Regions from separate parts of the Homo sapiens genome. Here region 2 is linked to region 1. Evidence: chromatin loops called from intact Hi-C (ENCODE). Cell type or tissue: pancreas. All regions are shown on one strand. Links, peaks and the distances in the headings refer to the core of each region. The heading gives the core; the rest is flanking DNA.

Region 1 (10,928 bases), core at 1,839-9,838:
CCTAAAGTAGAGATTGCTTTTGTGGTGTAGAGACAGCTCAACCCCAGTCACTCAATAAAGTTACCAGATACCAGGCGCTGCTATATAATTCTTAAGAAGAGTTGTACATAGGACATGAGAAAAACAGGCAAAATGAATTTTTGGAAGTACCATAGTTGTTTGTTTATACTTGACTGTTGGAAGTATATAGTATTATGCTTTGGTAGTTAGAAATACTGACTTTCTTGTGGCATATTGATAATATTTATAAAATTACTAGGTGATGATCAAGCAAAAAATTATTCCATATATTATCCTTGTGATGCCTGTCACTTTGAAGCATGTCCCAAAGACTGCTCTGTAGAGCTATTTTTTTTTTTTTTTTTTTGCTTTGTCAGTAATTTTTCCTATACTTTTTGCCCTGATGTCAGTAAACAAATCATGGTTCCAAAATGGAGCCAGCTCAGAAGTGAGGTAGTCATGCACTAACAGAGTTATGTATTGGGAGCTGTTTTTTCACTCCTGTAGCTCATGAGGAATTACAATAGTTCCAATAGAGCATTTGAATAAAGGTGTACATTTAATGTACTTTGGTTTCACTAGGAGTGGAGGTAGGAAATTTAATTTTAAAGAAGCATAGACATTGTGTTATGACAATAATCACTTTTAACTAAGTAAGTGTCCCTGGTATTTTTGTGAAAATGAGTATGTCAACATTTGGAAGGCAAAGAGGCTTTCCTTTGGTGTGAACTTTGCTCCTGCTGCATGTGCAGTGTTGTTTTCTGGTGTGGCCTGGGTTGTGTTGGTCACCAGTTCTGAATGTGAACAACAGAGGTAAACGTTGAATTATAGAGATTGGTGCTACAAACCCCTGATTAAAATCCTGATTTACAGGGCTGGGCTCGGTGGCTCACGCCTGTAATCCTAGCACTTTGGGAGGCTGAGGCGGGCGGATCACGAGGTCAGGAGATTGAGACCATCCTGGCTAACATGGTGAAACCCCATCTCTACTAAAAATATAAAATAATTAGCCGGGCGTCGTGGCAGGCGCTGGTAGTCCCAGCTCTTCGGGAGGCTGAGGCAGGAGAATGGCGTGAATCCAGGAGGCGGAGCTTGCAGTGAGCGGAGATTGCACTACTGCACTCCAGCCTGGGCGACAGAGCCAGACTCCATCTCAAAAAATAAAATAAAATTCTGACTTACTAATGGACTGTAGAATACGTTGCATACTTTATTGACAGTTGTGCATTTTATAATTGCATAATTGGTATGAAGTGGCAGTGATATTCAGTTAAGTTTAAAATGTGGTAGACAACTTTGCACAAGATTTGAGGAGCATGTAGTTTCATTTAGTGTGAAACTTGAATCTACTCTGCAGTTTTCCTTAGCATTATGGTTTTTAATAGAGATACATTAGAATTCCAGTCTTTTTTTTTCTTTGAAACTGTGACAGTGAATGAATGTGTGGAATCTGCTTTGTACATAGTATCACTGGGTTATCAGCTTTGTTGACTTACTGGTCTAGGTGTAATTTTGGGCTGGTTGGTAATTCTGTCCATACCATATGTTCTTTTCTTATCTGCTGCTTATCAGTGTTTGAGTTTGATAAAAACAGATCATTTACTTTCTGTTTTGTTTTTTTTTTTTTGATACCGGGTCTCACTCTGTTGCCCAGGCTGGAGTGCAGTGGCGTGATCATGGCTCGTTGCAGCCTCAATCTCCCTGGGCTCAGGTGATCCTCCCACCTCAGCCTCTGGAGTAGCTGGGACTACAGGGGTGCGGCACAACACCTGGCTAAGTTTTTTTGTACTTTTTGTAGAGTCAGGGTTTCGCCATGTTGCCCAGGCTGGTCTCCAACTCCTGGCCTCAAGCATTTCTCCCATCGTGGCCTCCCAAAGTGCTGGGATTACAGGCGTGAGCCACCACGCCCAGCCAGATCATTTACTTTTTTCCTTCTTTGTCTCCCTTCCCCTTTTCTGCTAAATGACATAGCTAATGATATTTCTCATAGGACAGCATGACTAGAAACCAGTATTTAACTTGGCAGAATGTTTAACATAACATCAGTGCCCTGGTTTGCTATTGTAGATTGAAAGACTACAAAACTAACTTGATTGTCTAACTCTACTTTCAGTCCTTCATTTACCCCTGAAGGTATGCCTGTAGAACGTATGTAGATGCATTCTTGAGAGATTTCCTAGTGTCTCATGTGTAAGGAGCTTGTGTGTGTCTGCATCACTAATGTTTTCATAAAATTGATTCTAAGTTATTTGAGAATAGAGACCTGCTTTGTGTGTGCCCCTTCATGCTCTGTGCTTAGATTGCCTGTCCCCACAGGGACACTTAACACGGCGGAGGCCTGTACCCATAGAAATGAAATGTATGCATTTGAAGGACCTTTTCCTTCTTCCAGTAACCTCCATAATTTGTCCCCAGCTTACTTTACTGACTTCACCACCTAGTCATTCACTCAGTCACTCATTCATTCATTCAATCAAACTATTCGTCACACATTTATTGGAAACACTATATGCCTAGCACATACATTTCGGGGACACGGTGTTGAATGAAATAGGTGAGATCTCTGTTTTCATGGATTTTATATTCTACTTTGGGGAAGGCAAACAGATTCTAAAGATAGTAGTGAATTTGCTTTGATTAAAATAAACAAGATGAAGTGATAATAGTGTCGGTGGGAGCTGCTTTGGGTTAGGTGATCAGGAAAGGCCTTTCTGAGGAGCTGGCATTTAGCTGAGCTATGAGGATAAGAAGGAGCCATTCATGTGAAGATCTGGGGGGAAGAGTGGTCTAGGCAGAAGAAAAGACTAAACAGAAGTACTAGCCCTGTGCTTTCCACTATGATACCTTCTAGGAGTATGTGGCTATTTAAATTTAAACTAGTTAAAATTAAGTTAGAAATTTAGTTCCGCCGGGCACGGTGGCTCATGCGTGTAATCCCAGCACTTTGGGAGGCCGAGGCAGGTGGATCACCTGAGGTCAGGAGTTCGAGACCAGCCTAGCCAACATGGCAAAACCCCATCTCTACTAAAAATACAAAAATTAGCCAGGCGTGGGGTGCATACTTGTAATCTCAGCTACTTGAGAGGTTGAGGCAGCAGAATCACTTGAACCTGGAAGGCGGAGGTTGCAGTGAGCTGAGATTGCACCACTGCAAATACAGAACGTTTCCATCAGCACAGATTGATGTAGAAACAGAGGGAGGAGGGTCTTATGAAATGAGGCAGAGAAGTATTAGGTTGGTGCAAAAGTAATTGCTTTCAATGCAAAAACCACAATTACTTTTGCACCAACCTATAGAAAGGGGTCCTATCATGTATGCCTTGTAGACCATCAAGATTTTAAGGTTGTTTGGGAGCTATTGGAGAGTTTTCAATTGAACTGAGGTAAGGTGGGGCCTGTGTGTGTGTGTGTGTGTGTGTGTGTGTGTGTGTGCGCGCGCGTGCGCGCGCACATGCACGTGCATGCAAGATGATCTTACTCATTTTTGTTTGTTGGTAGAGACAGAGCCTCAGTATGTTGCCAGGCTGGTCTCAAACTCCTGGCTTCAAGCAGTCCTCCCTCTGCAGCCTCCCAAAGTGCTGAAATTTACAGGTGTGAGCCACTGTGCCTGGCCTTTCTTTTTTTCTTTTTAAAGATCTTATTTTAAAAAAGAGATCACTACTCTATGGAGAAGGAATTACAGATTTTTTTTTTTTTTTTAGTGAGATAATCTGGATGAGAAACAATCAGAGCTTGCACTAGAATGATGGCTTTGGCAGTGGGAAGCAGTGAGTGGATTTGCTTTTACCTAAAAAACCTATGTTTTTTTGGTAAAAATGAAAGAACTTGCTCATGATGTGGGTACATGAGGCTTGAGGAAAAGAGAGAATAAAAGAGTTACCATTAGGGAAAGACCGAGGGAGAATGTGGTTGGTTGGTATCCATTTGGATTGCTAATCCAAAGTTCTGTTTCCGATGTATAGGTGTGATAGAGTTTGAATATGTGTCCCCACTATTGTAATTTGTAATTCCTAGTTGGAGGTAGGGCCTGGTAGGAGGTCGGGTAGTGGGTGAGTTCTTGCAGTATCTGGTTGTTTAAGTGTACGGCACCACCTCCTCCCCCCGCCATCCTCTCTCTTGTTCCTGCTCTGGCCATATGATGTGCCTGCTCCTCTTTTGCCTTCTACCTTAATTGTAAGCTTCCTGAAGCTCTTCCCAGGAGCTGAGCAGGTGACTGGGGCCATGCTTTCTGTGTAGCCTGCAGAAGTCATAGGTCCAATTAAACCTCTTTTCCTTATAAATTACCCCATTTCAGGTGCTTATAGCAATGCAAGAAATACAAGGTGTGAGACCCCTATGAAGACATACAAATAGAGAAATCTAGTAGACACCCAGATATAGAATCTTTTGTTCAGGAGACAGCTCAGAGCTAGAGATACTAAATTTGGTTTATACATAGGTAGTATTTGAAGTTGTGGGATGGGATGAGATTACTGGAAGAGAGGAAAAGGAGAGGTTCCAAGATTGAGCCTTGAGACATGGCAATATTTTTTGTGAAACCTTGTTTCAGCTAAGATGGTTTATTTGTTTTCACTGGAACATACCTTTTTTTTTTTCTTCCAACGTTTATTTCAGGTTCACAGAGTACACACGTGGATTTGTTAATGTGGGTAGATAGTGTGTTGCGGGGGTTTGGTGTACAAATTATTTCATCACCCAGGTAATAAACATAGTACCCCGTAGGTTGTTTGTTTGTTTGTTTTTGTTTATTTATTTTTGAGCCAGTCTCATTCTATCGCCTAGGCTAGAGTGCAGTGGCAAGATCTGTGCTCACTGCAACCTCTGCCTCCCGGGTTCAAGCGATTGTCATGCCTCAGCCTCCTAAGTAGCTGGGAATAGAGGCGTGCACCACCACACCCAGCTAATCCCCATAGGTAGTTTTTTGATCTTCACCCTCCTCCCACCTTCCACTCTCAAATAGGCTGTGATGTCTGTTGTTCCCTTTTAGCTTCCATGTGTACTCAGTGTTTAGTTCCCACTTATAAGTGAGAACATGCGGTATTTGGTTTTCTATTCCTGTGTTAATTTGCTTAGGATAATGGCCTACAGTTCCATCCATGTTGTTGCAGAGATCATGATTTCATTCTTTTTTGTGGTGCATAGTGTTCCATGGTGTATATGTACCACATTTTCTTTATCCAGTCTACCCTTGATGGGCCTTTAGGTTGATTCTATGTCTTTGCTATTGTGATTAGTGCTGCAGTGAACATAAATGTGCATGTGTCTTTGTGGCAGAATGATTTGTATTCCTGTGGGTATATACCCAGTAAAGGGATTGCTCGGTTGGATGGCAGTTCTGTTTTAAGTTCTTTGAGAAATCTCCAAACTGCTTTCCACAGTGGCTGAACTAGTTTACATTCCTACCAGCAGTGTTTAAGCATTCCCTTTCCTCTGTAACCTGGACAGCATCTTTTGACTTTTATCTAATAGCCATTTTGACTGGTGTGAGATGGTATCTCATTGTGGTTTTGATTTGCATTTCTCTAATGATCAGTGATGTTGAGAATTTTTTCATATGCCTTCTTTTGAGAAATGTCTGTTCGTGTCCGTTGCTCATTTTTTATGGGGTTGTTTGTTTTTTGCTTGTTGGTTTGTTTATGTTCCTTATAGATTCTGGATTTCAGACCTTTGTCAGATGCATAGTTTGCATATATTTTCTCCAATTCTGTAGGTTACTCTGTTGATAGTTTCTTTTGCTGTGCAGAAGCTCTTTAGTTTAATTAGGTCCCATTTGTTGGTTTTCTTTTTTGTTGCAGTTGCTTTTGGCCTCTTTGTCATGAAATCTTTGCCAGGGCCTACGTCCAGAATGGTATTTCCTAGGTTTTCTTCTAGGGTTTTTATAGTTTTAGGTTTTACACTTAAGTCTTTAATCCAGCTCTAGTTGACTTTTGTATATGGTGTAGGAAGGGGTCCAGTTTCAGTCTTCTGCATATGACTGGCCAGTTATCCCAGCACCTTTTATTGAATAGGAAGTACTCTCCCCATTGCTCATTTTTGTCAACTTTGTCAAAGACCAGATGGTGGTAAGTGTGTGACTTTATTTCTGGTTTTTCTAACATGTTCCATTGGTGTGTGTGTCTGTTTTTGCACCATTCACTGGAACATATCTTATACTTTTCACCACTGTGCTAAAGATGATGATGATGACAAGTACCATAAGTTATGTGAAGAGCCCTTCACATATTTATCTCAAGCTTCATGAGGGCAGGTATTGTGTCTGTCTTGTTCACTACTGTATTCCAATGCTCAGCTTTGTGCAAGCTCTTAGTAACTATTGAATAAAAGAAACTTTGATAGGTACCATTATTATTTCCATTTTAGGAAACTGAGACTGAAGAGGTTTAAGTGACTTGTCTAAGGGCACAAAGCTGTTAAGTGGTGGCAGAACTCAAGCGTGTCTGTCTGACTTCCAAGCTGTACATCTAACAAGATACTGCCTTCGATTCCTGCTAGGAAAGGCCTTTGGCCGCCTCCCTGGCTTTGGAAGATAGAGCCTCCTTCAGGATTTAGCTGAAGTTTCATCACTTAAAGTTTGCCTTAACAACTTAGCCACACATAATCTTCCAGTGCTTAATTCTTATGCTACCTGTTTTTAGCATCTGTATTAAAACTACATGTGTACTGTATTTTGACTCCTTGAATTAAACTATTACTTTTTCAGAATTTATTATTTTCTCAAATTAGGTTATAGGCTCTGTTTAGTTAAATCATGCACAATATTATTTATTTATCCTGCCTTGCAAGATACCCAGTACAATGTCTTGTGGATATTAGTTGCTCAAATAAATCCTAATTTGATTCTGTCATTTCTGCCTTGTTCCAGTGTTTTCAGTTCTTTTAGAGGCTGAGATCTATATGCTATAAATCCTCTTCATTCCTGTCCTGTCTCTGGTTCTAAAAACGGTTCAGTGTTGTCCCACAGCTTCTCCCAATCTAGGCTTCTGTGGAACCATCTCCTTTTCAAATGTGCCACTTACACCACCTACACTTCTGCATATCCCCTCCCTTTTCGAGACAAGTTGAACTGATCATGAAGGATAGAGAATTTTCAAAGTGATAAAGTGGAGTTCCAGCTCTTCCACATTCTTCTTCTTTTTTTTTTTTTTTTTTTTTTTTTGATGGAGTCTTGCTCTGTCCCCCAGGCTGGAGTGCAATGGCGTGATCTTGGCTCACTGCAACCTCTGCCTCCTGGGTTTAAGCGATTCTCCTGCCTCAGCCTCCTGGGTAGCTGAGATTACAGGTGCCCGCCACCATGCCCAGCTAATTTTTGTATTTTTAGTAAAGATGGGGTTTCACCATATTGGTCAGGCTGGTCTCGAACTCCTGACCTCAGGTGATCTGCCCGCCTCAGCCTCCCAAAGTGCTGGGATTACAGGCATGAGCCACTGTGCCCGGCCACGTTCTTTTCTATAGTGCTTTTTCATTAATTTAAACCCTGTTGGGTGTCTACTATAATCCAAGAAAGCCTTGATTTTACCACAAACATGTAAATTACAAAGCTTTTTTTTTTTTTGTTTAAAACACTGAGACAAGGTCTCATCTCCCTGTGTTGCCCAGGCTGGTCTTGAACTCTTGCGCTTAAGGGATCCTCCTGCCTCAGCCTCCCAGAGTGCTGGGATTACAGGCGTGAGCCACCATGCCCAGCCCGCAGACCTTGATTGGGGATCTTTTTTTTTTTTTTTGAGGTGGAGTCTCGCTCTGTCGCCCAGGCTGGAGTGCCAGGCTGGAATGCAATGGTGCGATCTTGGCTCACTGCAACTGCCGCTTCCCGGGTTCAAGCGATTCTCCTGCCTCTGCCCCCCAAGTAGCTGGGACTATAGGCTCGTGCCACCATGCTCGGCTAATTTTTGTATTTTAGTAGAGACGGGGTTTCGCCATGTTGGCCAGGCTGGTCTTGAACTGCTGACTTCGTGATCCACCCACCTTGGCCTCCCAAAGTGCTGGGATTACAGGAGTGAGCCACTGCGCCTGGCCGGTTATGGATATTTTTTTTACCTCTACTCTTATAGTCGAGCCTCAGTCTTAGAGGAAAAATAGTTTCTTTCAGTCGATTGCCACGTTATAGTTTGCTTTAAACTACTTAGATTTGGATTCAGGGTAAAGAGCCTTCATAAATAGGAAGTGATAGAAATTCAGAGGGAGTGTGGCATGTTTTTGTTGGATTTACTTATGCTGTGAAACTTACCTAGAAGTGTACAGGCAGTCACTAAACTATGGTTAAAGAGGAATCTTTTCATTTGTACATTCCTTATCCCTGTTACAGGTTGCTGCACTTTTTTTTTCTGTCTTTATGGTAGCTAGAAATATATTGTGTATCTGATTCTATGTTTTCCTACATTTCTACATTTGACTTGGTTTGAGATCAAGTTTGTGAATTTTGATTAAATGCCTAGATTATGCATGTGAAAAATCTTTTGTCCTGTGTTGCTATGAGCAACAATTGTTAAAATTAACTTTTTTAGAAAATGTGGACAAATACATGAATCTTAACAGATTTTTAAAAAGTCATCATTTAGCATTGTGAGTGTTCTGTCTATAAAATAAATTGTTACTGTGACCATAATTATCGTGGTGAAGGGAGGAATGCAGTAGAAGTGAATAATCATCAGACACATTGACAAAACATTCCTAAAATGCTATTCAAATGAGGAAAGACATTATGGGGCTGCAGCCAAGTAGCCAAGCGTTGAGTCCTTTTAGCCAGTTGTCTGACCGGGTTTACTATTGTGACCAAAAAGAAGCTGTGTGTAGTGGTTTGCATAGAAGGGTCATGATTTATCTGAAATATCTCAACTTTTTTTTTTTTTGTAATCCTGTCTCTCATCCTCCCCTGACAACACTTTACTTCATTCTTAAAGACTCCTTTTGTCCTGATGGTGTTTGTTTCATTGCTTTCTACCGTACTCCAGTCTGAATTTTACTGACTCCTAGTGATTGCTTAGACTTGCTATTTGATTCTGTTGTGTGATTTTTGATTATACTCCTTTGTGCTATTTAAACTAGCAGTGTTTACCTAAATTAGTGGTGGTAGTGAAGGACACAGGTTGGCCCATTTGAATGAAAATCAGGAGCATTGCACTGGCCCTGCCGTTAAGATGAATTTCCATGAATTCCCTCTCCAGAAGGGCACTAGGAATTTGGCTGGACTACAGAAGTTACTTCTCCAGTTAAAGGCATGGAGTCTGGGAATGGCTTAGTTTAAGGATATATAGTGATAATGTAATTAATTCTCCCACTGAGAATATAGGACGAAGTGAAGAGATGCCCTTTGTCCTCTTCCTGCATCCTCGCCTCTTCTTCAGGTCACTATTGAGAATGAACCCTGAAGCACTTGTCCTTTACACAGTTAGCAAGAAGAAACCATGACTTGCTTCTTAAGGTTTTGGAAGAACCTGCTGGGCGCCTCATTTCAAGACGGGGTATAAAGCCCCTCCTCATATTTACTTCTCTGTGTAACCATGCACTTTGCCCATGTATGTTGGAAAACAGTGAGTTTTTTAAAAACAGAAGTTTTAATTTTAAAAACTAAAAATGGACTTTTTTTTGGTTAAGATGTCAGTTTTAAAAACACAGATATAACTTAGGATAACTCCAAAAGATATTCTGAGTTATGGGTGGGAACTTAAAATGAGCACGTAGTATATTGGAGATGGATATTCATTTAACCCATTGAGGGAAGTTTTTTATGTGTAAATCATGGAAGTCTCTTAGTACTACGTTCATTTTCTTTCCACGATTTTCATTTCTTCTGTGGTCAGCCTTTAACCCCTGAGTTCTTTACTCTGATATACATCCATAGTGATAATTATATGATTCTTAAACAGTTCATTCACAGAACTTAAATTTATTTGTTATTGGGTTTTTTAAAAACCCACAACGGAAATGGAAATCATTTAAACAGCTGGTTTCATCAAGACATCAGAAGGGATATCCTAGCCGTAGAGATGAAAAATTACCTTTACAAGTATAGAAAGGATGTTTTGCTACTTTATGATTAAGTTAATAATTTAGGAAAGCTGGTATCCTTTTTGGCCTTGTAGAGGAAAATGAGGAATCAGTTAGTTGGAAAACCAGTTATTTAAACATTCTCAATGTCAGCTGCCTGAAAGGGAATGTATATAAATTTTATTGAAAAACACCTTTATTCATGTTAGTTAAATCATAGCATATAGAATGAAATACTGTGAATTGTTAACAAAGAAAGATGTATTAGTGCCCAAATACAAAGATCTCTACTGTGATTATGTTAGGGTTAAAATGCATGTACACAGATTGATGCTGACGTTTATGAACTAGAACCATTTTGAACAAGGCATCTTTATTAGTGGCTGCTTCTGGGGAGTAAGACTGTAGACTAGGGGAATAACTTGGAGATTATGGAATTACTTTTTGGGTCACTTGAAATGATTATGTGTATACTGCACTGTTTTACACATTTAATTTAAATGAAAATTCCCTTTATAGAGAAGAAAATGTTCAAATATTCAAATTTGTACAGAGAAAAATGCAAGCATTTGTTAAAATCATGATATTCCCTAAATTTCTGTTAATATTTAATATTATTTAATTTTACCTTATCTTTAGTTTTGGGGAAGTTCTCTTTAATTTTGGTATAAGTTGGATGTGAACAATAAAATACATTTATTTAATTAATGGCTGGTCTTGCTTTGTGGCCCAGGCTGGAGTGCAGTGGTGCCATCATGGCTGACTGACCTCCTGGGCTCAGGCAGTTCTCCTGCATTGGCCTCCCAAAGTGCTGGGCTCACAGGCATGAGCCACCATGCCCAGCCAGAACACATTTTAAAAAGTAACATTGTGGCCAGGAGGGGTTGCTTACGCCTTTGATCCCAGCACTTTGGGAGGCCGGCAGATCACTTGAGCCCAGGAGT
Region 2 (10,928 bases), core at 1,437-9,436, 59 kb after region 1:
AGCTTTTAAAATAATTTTTTTTTTATTTTTTCATAGAAGTGGAGTCTCACCATGTTGCCAAACTATTCTTGAACTCCTGGCCTCAAGTGATTCTCCTGCCACAGCCTCCTACAGTGCTGGGATTACGTGTGTGAGCCACTGCACCTGGCCATGTTTTTCTTAATCATTATGTTTTTTGGGTGGCCATCAGAGAGACCCTGTAAAAAATATGATTTTGGAATGACCATGGGATACCTAAATAATAGGGTGAATATATTTATGCATATAAGCCTAATTTGTTTATATAATATAGTATATATGTTAAAGGAAGCAAGTAATTTTGGAGATTTAAGACTGTGCATAAAGAAGCATTAAAGTGCTACAAGTTCCCCTCAAACCAGTGAATCACTAAATTTCTAATAATTATATTATCAAGTAAATATTCATGTAAAATTATGTTTTCATTGCAGGAACACTTTTGAAAACCCGATTTCTAGCTAGCTTTAATATAAGCAATTAGGTAGACTTTTACCTAAGTAGAGAAGCTGCTGTAAATCACTACTTTCTCATGGATACTAATTTGAGCTTCAAAAGAACAGTATCATTCAAAGGATGCTTTTATTTGGAAAGTAGGTTTTCAAGTTACTTGAAGGATAGTTGGTTTGTTGGAAAAAGTGAACAGAAAGCTATAGCAGAAATAATGCTGAGAGGATTAGTATTCCAGATGCTTATTAACTTAAAAAGACACGAACATTAGATTAACAGTTATTGTGCCGTTGGCCAGAGAATGATTTCCACTGTAGAAAATAGCGGGTCATGCTTGATCCATTATCTGTCTTAAAACAGATTCAGGAGGCAGACACCTAGAGTCACAATGGGGGACCAGCTAACCAGTTCAGCCTCACTGAGGCTCGAAGTGTATAAACTAAAACATTCCATAGCCTTGCACAAACATGCTCTTCAGACACCTGACAACAGTTTCAGGGGCTTCCTTGGACAAACTTTCCAGCTCTCAAGTTCTGGAGTCAGTCATTAGGATGCCTGTGGGGTACGTGGACGGTGGGTGGGGTAAAGAGGAAAGCACTTTCGAGGAGAGCAGGCTTGGGAACATGTATTGCAAAGGGTTGGCACAGGGAGAGGTAAAAGTCCTGAAGGTGAAACCTGGGGAGCCTGGGATGCTGAGATGCACTTTTGTGACATGATTTTGCATTTCTGTTGATTTTCATACTATTTATTGAGAGCACGGTAGAAATAACAGGGAAGAGAAATAAATAGTCATCATGTTGTGATTTATTTATTTATATTTTTTTAAAGTGACAGGGTCTCGCTCTGCCAGCCAGACTGGAGTGCAGTAGCATGGTCATAGCTTACTATAACCTTGAACTCCTCAAGTGATCCTTTTGCCTCAGCCTCCTGAGTAGCTGGGACTACACTAGCTAATTAATTTTTTTTTTTTTTTTTAATAGAGAGTCTCGCTATATTTCCTAGACTGGTCTTGAACTCTGAGCTTCAAGTGATCCTCCTGCCTCAGTCTCCTATTATGACATTTAGAAAAAGTAATTTCTTCAAATCAATTTGGTTTTCCACTTTGTAAAATGAAGAGAGAATGTAACTGATGAGAGCTTACAGTGACATCCATTATTTCAGATGCAACCATAAGGAAGCTTTTCTAATCAAAGGCCTTCATTTCTTCTTTGTACTGTTTACAGGGTTCTTAACACAAACTGCCTTAGATTATAAACATTTCTGCATGTGCCTTATCTTTCCAATTAGACTCAGTCTTTCCAATTAGCCTCATTGAGAGCAGGGTCAAGGGTTAAAAATAAAAGTGAAAACATTTATGTTGTGCTTTAACTCTTTATAGAATACTTTTCATATATATTATTTGGTGTCTTTTAACAATATATTGACTGGGATTTCCAAATGAAAACTGGAAGAACAAGGTATAATATTTATGTTTTAAAATTTGATTTAAGATTCACTAGAGTTTAGTTATACTAAAAGTGTATATTGGTAATATCTTCATATTTTTATATTATGTATTTTGGAGTACTGAAAAATATACTTTACATAATCTCTGAGCAAATGTAACTAAAGTTTTATGAGATTTCTTTAGAGGTAAATTTGAAATCAGTAAATAAACATGGTAGGGAAACTTTTCTGACTTTTAAAATTAAAATTGGAAACTTAGTGGGAGATTTTAAAACTTTACGTTAATCAAAGTTATATCTGTAAATGATTAACAAACACTCAAATGGTTCCCAAAGCAAAGACAGGCATCCTGTGACCCACTACTCTCCCCCACACTTGATTCACTGTCTCTACAGTCGACCACATTTACATATTTAAAAGTTTCTTTTGGTATTTGCCGCTGTGTTTTTAAATAACTTTATCTATCTATCTTGACTTCTTAGCTTTGGATTTTGAGAACTGACTTCCCGCCCTGGTTGAGGATTCAGCTTTCTTACTGTGCCTTCCTCATGCACATGTGCCTCCCTCCCCTCATCCTCTTGGTGTTTTCTATCACCTTGTAAAGAAATCAGTAGTCTGTGTGTACATTTTTATGACTATGTAAATATTATTCATGGATGACCTATCTGGTGTACTATGATTGCATTTCCTTTTGTTTTCTCTGTAGTTAATAATCATCTCTTTTTTCCATTGGCTTACTTCTCTATATTCCTATTACCAATTTGTGGCCAGAATTATAAATCTCCTTTCAGTACATTCCAACACACTGTGTATTCTGTTGGTTTGGAACCTCCTGCACCTTCTGTTCTTAATTTCAAGTTTGTCCTGGTTAATCATTGTAACTGCTGCACACTGTCATCCTATGGCCTCCATTTACTGTCATCTTGTAGGTTTCATTTGTCATTTTCCTGTGTTGGGTGCTCATTTGCTGGATATCATGTCTTCCAGTTTTCTTGGTTTATTCTCTGTTTTGGTGGAGTAGCGTTGGAAAGGGAGCATAGATTTGTTGAGGCTTTGCATCTCCACAGATGCCATTATTCTGCTCTCATATGTGATTAATATTTTAGCTAGGGACATAATTCCAGGTTGGAAGTAATTTGGAGTAAAAATTCGATGGTACTGCTTTACTGACTTGTATATTCCAGTGTTGTGTTTGAGAGGTCTGATGCTTTTATGTTTCTTGTTTTTTTTTTTTTTTTTTGTTATTGTTATTTGTTTGTTTCCTCTTTGTGACCTGATTCCTCTCTGAAGTTTTTGGGTTTTGTTTTTGCCCTCATGTTCTAAAATTTCACAATGTTGGGCATTGATGTAGGCCTTTTGTAACCATTGTGCTAGGTGGGTCATATATAATCAAGAAACCAGTGTCATTCAGATTCAGTTTAGGGAAATTTTCTTGCACTAGTATTTTGATAATATTTTTCTCTTTGTATTTACTTTGTTCTCTCTCTCTGGAACTCATGCAAGTCAGATATTAGACCTCCTAGATTGGTTGTTCACTTTCCTTATCTTTTCCCTTCTGTCTTACTCTTTGGGAAATTTTTTAAACTTGATCTTTTAATTTGTCAATAGATGGTTTCTGCCATCATATTGTTCATTTCCAGGAATTTTTAAATTCTTTTCTCCAAATATTTATGTACGTATTTATTTACCTCCCCTCCCCTTCTCTCCCCTCTCCTCCCCTCCTCTCCTCACCCCACAGGGTGCTCTGTCACCCAGGCTGGAGTGCAGTGGTATAATCACAGCTCACTGCAGCCTTGACCTCCTAGGTTCAAGTGATCCTCCCACCTCATCCTCCTGAGTAGCTGGGACCACAAGCATGTGCTGCCATGCCTGGCTAATTTTTTAATTTCTTTGTTTTTGTAGAGGTGGGGTCTTGTTATGTTGCCCAGGCTGGTCTCAAACTCTCAGGCTTAAGAGATCTTCCTGCCTTGGCCTCCCAAAGTGTTGGGATTGCACGTGTGAGCCACCGTGCCTGGCCACATATTTTTCTTTTGATAGTAACCTGTTCTATCTCTCTGAATATGCTAATTGAAGTTTTCTTCAATATCTCTGAAGAAATGAATTCTTCAGTTTTATTTTTTCAGTGTTGTTTTGGTTTCTGCTTTCATTTTAGGGGACTAGTATTCTTAGCTTTTGCGTTTGAGATAAGTAATACCAACCATTCTGGCTCTTCACTCCTTCCAGACACAGGAGACAGGATTAACTTCCCTGCCTCCATCTGACTTGTTTTGACCAGTGGATTGCAAGCAGAAGTGATGTGCACGTCTCCCCTACCTGGATGATCGATGCTTGTGTTGAGATTGGAGATGCCACAGGCACCCAAGATGCAGTGTGGAATGCTCCACACTGCGGGGGGCCAGCTGCCCGGGGATTCATCCAGAGCCACTTTGGACTTGGCTTGAATGGGAAGTAAATGTTTGTTGTTTTTAACCACTGAGACTTTGGTATTGTTTTTTATTGCAGCGTTATCTAGCCTGTCCTACTGAGACAGCTCTCAGTCATATTTAAGAATGAGGCACAAAAAGCTGTTTGGAAGCTCTCTACTAGTGGGTGGGGTAGTCATATGGCAGTGATCTGGCTTAGCATTTCTGTTAAGGCACTCCCAGATGTTAATGTCAGTAGATCTTTTCTCTTGGTCTGGTCAGTTTTCCCAGGAAAAACCCTCCAATTCTTCGGCCTGACAAATGTAAGCCCAACTCCTGGGTTCTGCAAACTGAGTAATGGAAATGGGGCTTGGGATGCTTGCTGTTCAGTGTGTGCACACTCTGTAATGTTCCCTGTTTTTAATAAGGTACTCCTTTCAGCAGTCCGAGCCACCTGGAAGTCCACGGCCCATCTGATTAAGTCTTTCTAGAGAATAAACCTTCTGTTTCTGCCCAGGTTGGGCAAAGGCAGGCAGGGGGTCTGACTGCTTCTTAACAGACTTCTGGCAAGTCCTCCATGGTCACACCCTCCGTCTGAAGTCTGTGGTGCTGGAATTCCTGAGCCGTTTCAGGCTTTTGCAGTATGAATGGATCTGCTTCTGGGCTTTCTCTATTGCTAACCTAGGCTTTCTGTTTCTCATGTCTCCTGAATCACTTACCACGCTGCAGTTTGCTTCCCACCGTCCCAAATTTTGTTGTTCTCATCCGCTGACCTTCCCATTGTCCTTTTGTGTTTATGCCTTTTAAAAAATCCCCTTTCTGCTATTTTCTAGAGGGAATGTAGGTAAGCACATATATTAAATCTGTGTAGTGTTTACTGGAAGTTCTTTAATAATGAATTTTATCCTCCCAACTTTTTATTTTGAAAATTTTCAAACATAAGAAAAAATGAAAACAGTAGAATGGACACCATTGTATATATCCTGCTCTTAGATCTGACAATTAACTTTTTGCCAATTTTATCATCTCCTTTTCCTCCTCTCCTCCTTCTCCTTCTCCTTTCTCTCTCTCTCTGTCTCTCTCTCTTTTGCGCTCTCTCTCTCTCTGTAATATTCTACAAGTATATATGGTATATGTAAGATAAATATATCTATGTCTATATTTTCTCTTTTGCTGTAACATTTGAAGGTAAGGTACAGATATTATGACCCGTCACTCCTAAATAGTTCAGCATACATTTCCCAGTATATATGGTATATGTAAGGTAAATATATTTATGTCTATATTTTCTCTCTTGCTGTAACATTTGAAGGTAAGGTACAGACAGCTATTATGACCCTTCTCTCCTAAATAGTTCAGCATACATTTCCCAGGAACAAAAATATTCTCTTACAGGACTATAATTATCATACCTATGGAAAATTAAAAAAATAGTTCCATAACATCATTTAACATCTAGCATGTCTAACATCATCTGACATCTAGCATAAATTATATAGTTTCAAAATTTCTTATTTATTTATTTTTTTGTTTTTGTTTTTGTTTTTGAGGCAGTGTCTCTGTTGCCCAGGCTGGAGTGCAGCGGTGTGATCTTGGCTCACTGTAGCCTTGATCTCCTGGGCTCAGGTGATCCTCCCACCTCAGTCTCCCAAGTAGCTGGGACCACAGGCACACGCCACCACACCCGGTTAATTTTTTGTATTTTTTGTAGAGATGGGGTTTTATCATGTTGTCCAGGCTGGCCCCAAACCCCTGCGCTCAAATGATCGGCCCACATCAGTCTCCCAAAGTGCTTGGATTACAGGCGTGAGCCACCGTGCCTGGCCTCAAAAATTCTTTTATAACTTTTTTTGCCTTAAAAATTGCGATCCCATCGTGGTAAACATGCTGCAACTGGTTGTTATTTCTCTTTTGGACTAGAACAGTTTCTCAAAGCATCGTTTTTTGTACTTGATTTTTTGCTTTTAATTAATCTTGAACAGAGCTAGCACCTATAGAAAAAGATAAATAAAGATGAGGCCCTGATAAGGAGATGTTCGTGAAAGCACTGGGAAACAGAGCACATTTTATTTTTTAATGGTTTGTTTTTCTAACCCAGGTGCTACTAGTCTAAAACTTAGCCACGCAGTGCTTTGCACATTCAATTAAAACAAAGAAGCAGTATTTGTCTTCACTGTGATGAAGAACTATATTTAGAGTTTTCCCAGCCCACCTCACTTCACCTTGCATACTTTGCCAGCGTTCAGCCTCATGACTTATGCTTGCTTCAAACTGAATTTGAGTCTAAGCTCAAAGGGCATGCATTTTTGTTTATGAATAAGGGCTGATCTCTGAAGTTAGTATAGTTATCAAACATTCCTCACATTCCATATGTCTAATTTTTAGTGCTTGGAGGATCTGGTGCTGTGCCAGAGGAACATAGAGGCTAGAGAGCACACAGAAATATCACCAAGGAAAGTCTCCATGTAAGCTATAAAAATTCAATCGTATGTTTAAATAGCAAAGCAAATAGTAGGTATGGGATTGATTTGTGGCATGTTAGTACCATTCTTTAGGCTGCTTAGGAACGTTTCTTAGTTTTCTCTTGGTTCTTGAAATTCCAGCCCCGGAGCTTAAAAAAATCTGTGATTCTTTCAGTTTGTCTTTTAGTTGTACTCAGGGCCAGAATAAGGAGATTTTTTATTTTTTATTTATTTATTTTTTTGAGACGCAGTATCACTCTGTCACTCAGGCTGGAGTGCAGTGGCACAATCTCGGCTCACTGCAACCGCCACCTCCCAGGTTCAAGTGATTCTCCTGCCTCAGCCTCCCGAGTAGCTAGGATTACAGGCACCTGCCACCACGCCCAGCTAATTTTTGTATTTTTAGTAGAGATGGGGTTTCACCATATTGGCCAGGCTGGTCTCGAACTCCTGACCTCAGGTGATCCACCCACCTTGGCTCACCAAAGTGCTGGGATTACAGCCGTGAGCCACCATGCCCAGCCCTTTTATTTTTATTTTTGTTTTTTTAAATTTTTTTGAACCACTCAGACTGCATCCTCTCCTTACTCTCACAGGGGAAGAGAAGAATGATCATCAGTGGCAAATGGCAGCTGCAGCCAAGCAACACCGGCCTCACACTCCAGGCAGAACGCTGTGCCCTCCTCATGGAGGAGTTTTTCAATACTGCAAAACAAATACTTGCAGAAGCTAAGCGTGACTTAGTGTACGGTTGAAGGAGTCACCAGTGCAGATGTGGTGGTCACCAGAAGATAGGTTCATTGAACACATGTTGAATGAGCAGCAGTCGCTGTTCTAGCCACTAAGGACCACAGTGGTGGACAAAATAAGTCATGGGGAGGTAGGAAGGAGGACTAGAGCAATAAAGGAGATAAATTCAGACATGATAATAGCATTAAAGAAATCAACTGTATGCCATGATAGATAGTGACTACTTTAGATAGACTCATGCATTAGTCAGCTCTGCTGTGGTAATAAGCAACCTGTAAATCTGTGACTTCCACAACAGGTGTCTCCTTCTAGCTCGTATTACATTGTCAACTAGAGAATAAAGTGAAATAATTATGTAAAAATCTCAAGGCTAAGGATCATGCATGATCTGTGAAATTGGTCACTAAATGTTTAGAAAAAATTCAAATTGGTCTTGGTGAAATATATGCATAACACAAAAGAGTCAGATTATGACAATAAAAATAGAACCTTTGTAAATTTAATATAAAACAATTTAATACAAAGAAATCAAAGAAGGAAATTGTAGGGCCTTTGGTCAGAAGCTCCTTTGTTGTTTAACAAGGTTCAAGAATAAATAAGGCTGTTTCCTCTTCTTAATAAATACATTATATATAAAAAAGTGAACATTTTGTAGAAGCAGACTATAATAGAAACTTGAATCTAAGTTTAAAATGCCTTAGATGATGTTAGAAAAAAAAAGAGTAACATTTATGAACATGGGCATATATTTTTTGGATGTCTATAAATAGTCATCTTTGAAATGTTAAGCATGCTTTCCAGCATGTGCTTTTTCTCTGGCCTGAGAAGCTACAGGTGCACCGAGATTGATTGACTCATTTACCTTCTTAAAGCTTTTTTGGGAAGCAGTTAGACTTGGTTTAATTGTCTAGTAATCTGGCCAGCTGCCTCCATGATCTTCACATTCTGGAAGGCCTGTGCTTAACTGAATTTCTTCTTCACTTTGGGACCCTGCAAGATCACTGAGAGTCAATGCTGGGTAACTCCATTTAGGTCAGTTATGTAGAGATCCCTTAGTTAAAGACCAGGCCCTGCTAACAGCATCACTATAGCGTTAGGACATTTGTTCAGGTAAATCCCACAGAAATGCATTGATCATGTGGCCAAACCAACATACTTTCTTCTTGCATTTATCCAGGCAAGATTAAGAGTTGAGATATACTGAAATAACACCAACCTCACATTATGAACATTTTGAAATTTATTGTGAAATTCATTTATTTTGTCTCTAAATGTAACAATAGCTGTAGACTGCAAAAGAAGTTAAAATCAGGGCCAGAGAGTGGCTGATGCCTATAATTTCAACTCTTCGGGATACCAATGTGGGAGGATCACTTGAGCCCAGGAGTTTGAGACCAGCCTGGGCTACACAGTGAGACCCTGTTTCTACAAATAAATAAATAAATAAATAAATAAATAAATAAATAAATAAATTTAAAAAATTAGCCAGGCATAGTGGCACATACCGGTAAGTCCTAGCTTACTCTTGAAGCTGAGGCAGGAGGATCACTTGAGCCCAGGAGTTCGAGGCTGCAGCCCAGCCTGAGCAGTAGAGCAAGACCCCTGAAGTCTTGCTGTGCTGCCCAGTCTCTTTAAAAAAAAAAAAAAAAAGTAAAAATCAGAGGATGGAACTGAAGCACCAGATACTTCCCCACAAGCTATTAAGGCTGAGTTAGTTCTTATAACTCTCCACTGACAGCAGCTGTGCCTTTACACCAGGGAGCTTGCTGCATGGAAGCTCGGACTCAGTCTGATCTAGCTGAGCTCTCCGTTCAGAAGCAGCAGGCTTCAGGGCGCATAATCGAGAACTACAAGTAAGGCTAAGGCATCATGGCCCCAAGTCCCCTTACTGCAGGAGCTGCATAGCAGGAAGTGCTTCCTGAGGTTAACTTTATGAATCTGTGTCTGAGTAAAATACTTGTCAGTATCTAACTTAGGGCTCATTCAAGGATATTCAGTACAGTGTTGTTTTGGATACAATTAAAATGGCTATCAGTACCAGACAATACTGGAAGGGCTAAACTGTGATCTAAGCTTATTGTAAAAGATGCTCCTGTGACATAAAACAAAATTTAAAAAAACTTACTATTAAAAACGAGGTAGCAACATGAAAAGCCTCATAAATTATATTGTTGAATGAAAAAAGTAAACTTCAGAACGATGTGCACAGTATATTATATTTTCTAGGCTGTATGTAGAGAAAGGCCTGGAAGAACACATACTGCCCCGGTGGTCGTGGATACTTCTGAAGAGAGGAGTGTGAGAACTGGAATGAGAGCTGGTGGTCAAAGAGACTTAGCATTGTCTGCAGTATTTTAATACTTTACAAGGAGGGTATATCCATGTATTTTTTAACTAAAATCTTATATTAAAAGTAAGATTTTAATAACTATTTTCAAAAGACCACCAGCTGCTGTGTGGAGTATGGGTTATAGAGGGATGAGAGTGGAAATGTAACAACTAGTTAGGAAGTTAATCGGGGCAAGAGATGCTAATAGGTTGGATTAGAGAGGTGGTGGTGGAGGAAAAATAGTTGTAAATAGGGCTGTGTTCTGGAGGGTGAGCCTACAGGATGTTGACGGAGAGGGGGCCATCAAGGATGACCGCCTCCCGGGTTGTGAGGTGAGCATCTGGGTTGATGATGGTGCCATTTTCCAAACAGGTCATTTGGGGGAGGAATGGGACTGGGGAAGTGGTCATGAGGGGGAAGTTAAAGCGTTGTTTTTTATGAGTTGTTTGATGTGGCCATTAGATACCCTGCTATGGAATGATCAGGGAGATGCTCTCTGATAAATCTGGACCTCTAAGGAAACGTCTCTCTGGAAATCACTCACTCACTGTTTTCTCTAACAAACATTGAGCACTGTGTACCATGTATGTGTTTGGCATGCAGAGATGAAACAACCGCTAGGAACTCGGTGAACTGAACAGAGAAGTCAACTAAAAAATGTAAACCGTGTGAAATATTTTAATGGGAAAATACTTCCAGAGCTTAACAATGTCACTAAATAGTGACAGCTTTGGGAAAACATGATGTCTTCCCCAAGAAGATGATGTTTGAATTAATTTTTAAGGACGTTGAATCTTAGAAGAAGACAACTGTTTAAGTGTGAAACTATAAAAGGGGCAGGATGGTGGAAAAGTGGAGGGAGAGAAGATGTTCCAGGTGGAGGGAACTGCACGTGTTAAAGATATTTTTGCTACTTGTATATCAGGCGGACTGGCTTCTCCTTGACCTCTCCTGGGCTTCTTTTGGTAGATTTTTCAGTAGTTGGTGTCATAGGCATCTGCAACGCAGATATCCTGCCTCTGAGCTGTGAAGTAGTACTTCCACACTTTGCCGTCTTGTCTCATGATTTCCTTG

Evidence for each region. A loop is a pair of places that touch in the nucleus more often than their neighbours do. Peaks named below come from ENCODE experiments on the same cell type or tissue, not always from the same donor. Only the 100,000 strongest peaks of a DNase experiment are listed, where the experiment ranks them.
Region 2: it touches region 1 in a loop (2.0-fold over the local background); 11 of 110 quality-filtered maps call a loop at or near these places.

The regions. Positions count from the first base shown.
Region 1 is chr4:183,110,085-183,121,012 of GRCh38, forward strand. The region is part of intron 1 of WWC2 (WW and C2 domain containing 2); the gene reads left to right. Among named protein-coding and RNA genes, the nearest start is that of WWC2, 16 kb to the left of the region's middle. In pancreas, for the core only: no CTCF peak of the experiment used is centred there; no DNase peak of the experiment used is centred there; H3K27ac peaks cover 520 bases.
Region 2 is chr4:183,169,424-183,180,351 of GRCh38, forward strand. All of the region lies in intron 1 of WWC2 (WW and C2 domain containing 2), which reads left to right. It also overlaps the pseudogene LOC124900923. Among named protein-coding and RNA genes, the nearest start is that of WWC2-AS1, 66 kb to the right of the region's middle. In pancreas, for the core only: no CTCF peak of the experiment used is centred there; no DNase peak of the experiment used is centred there; H3K27ac peaks cover 2,899 bases.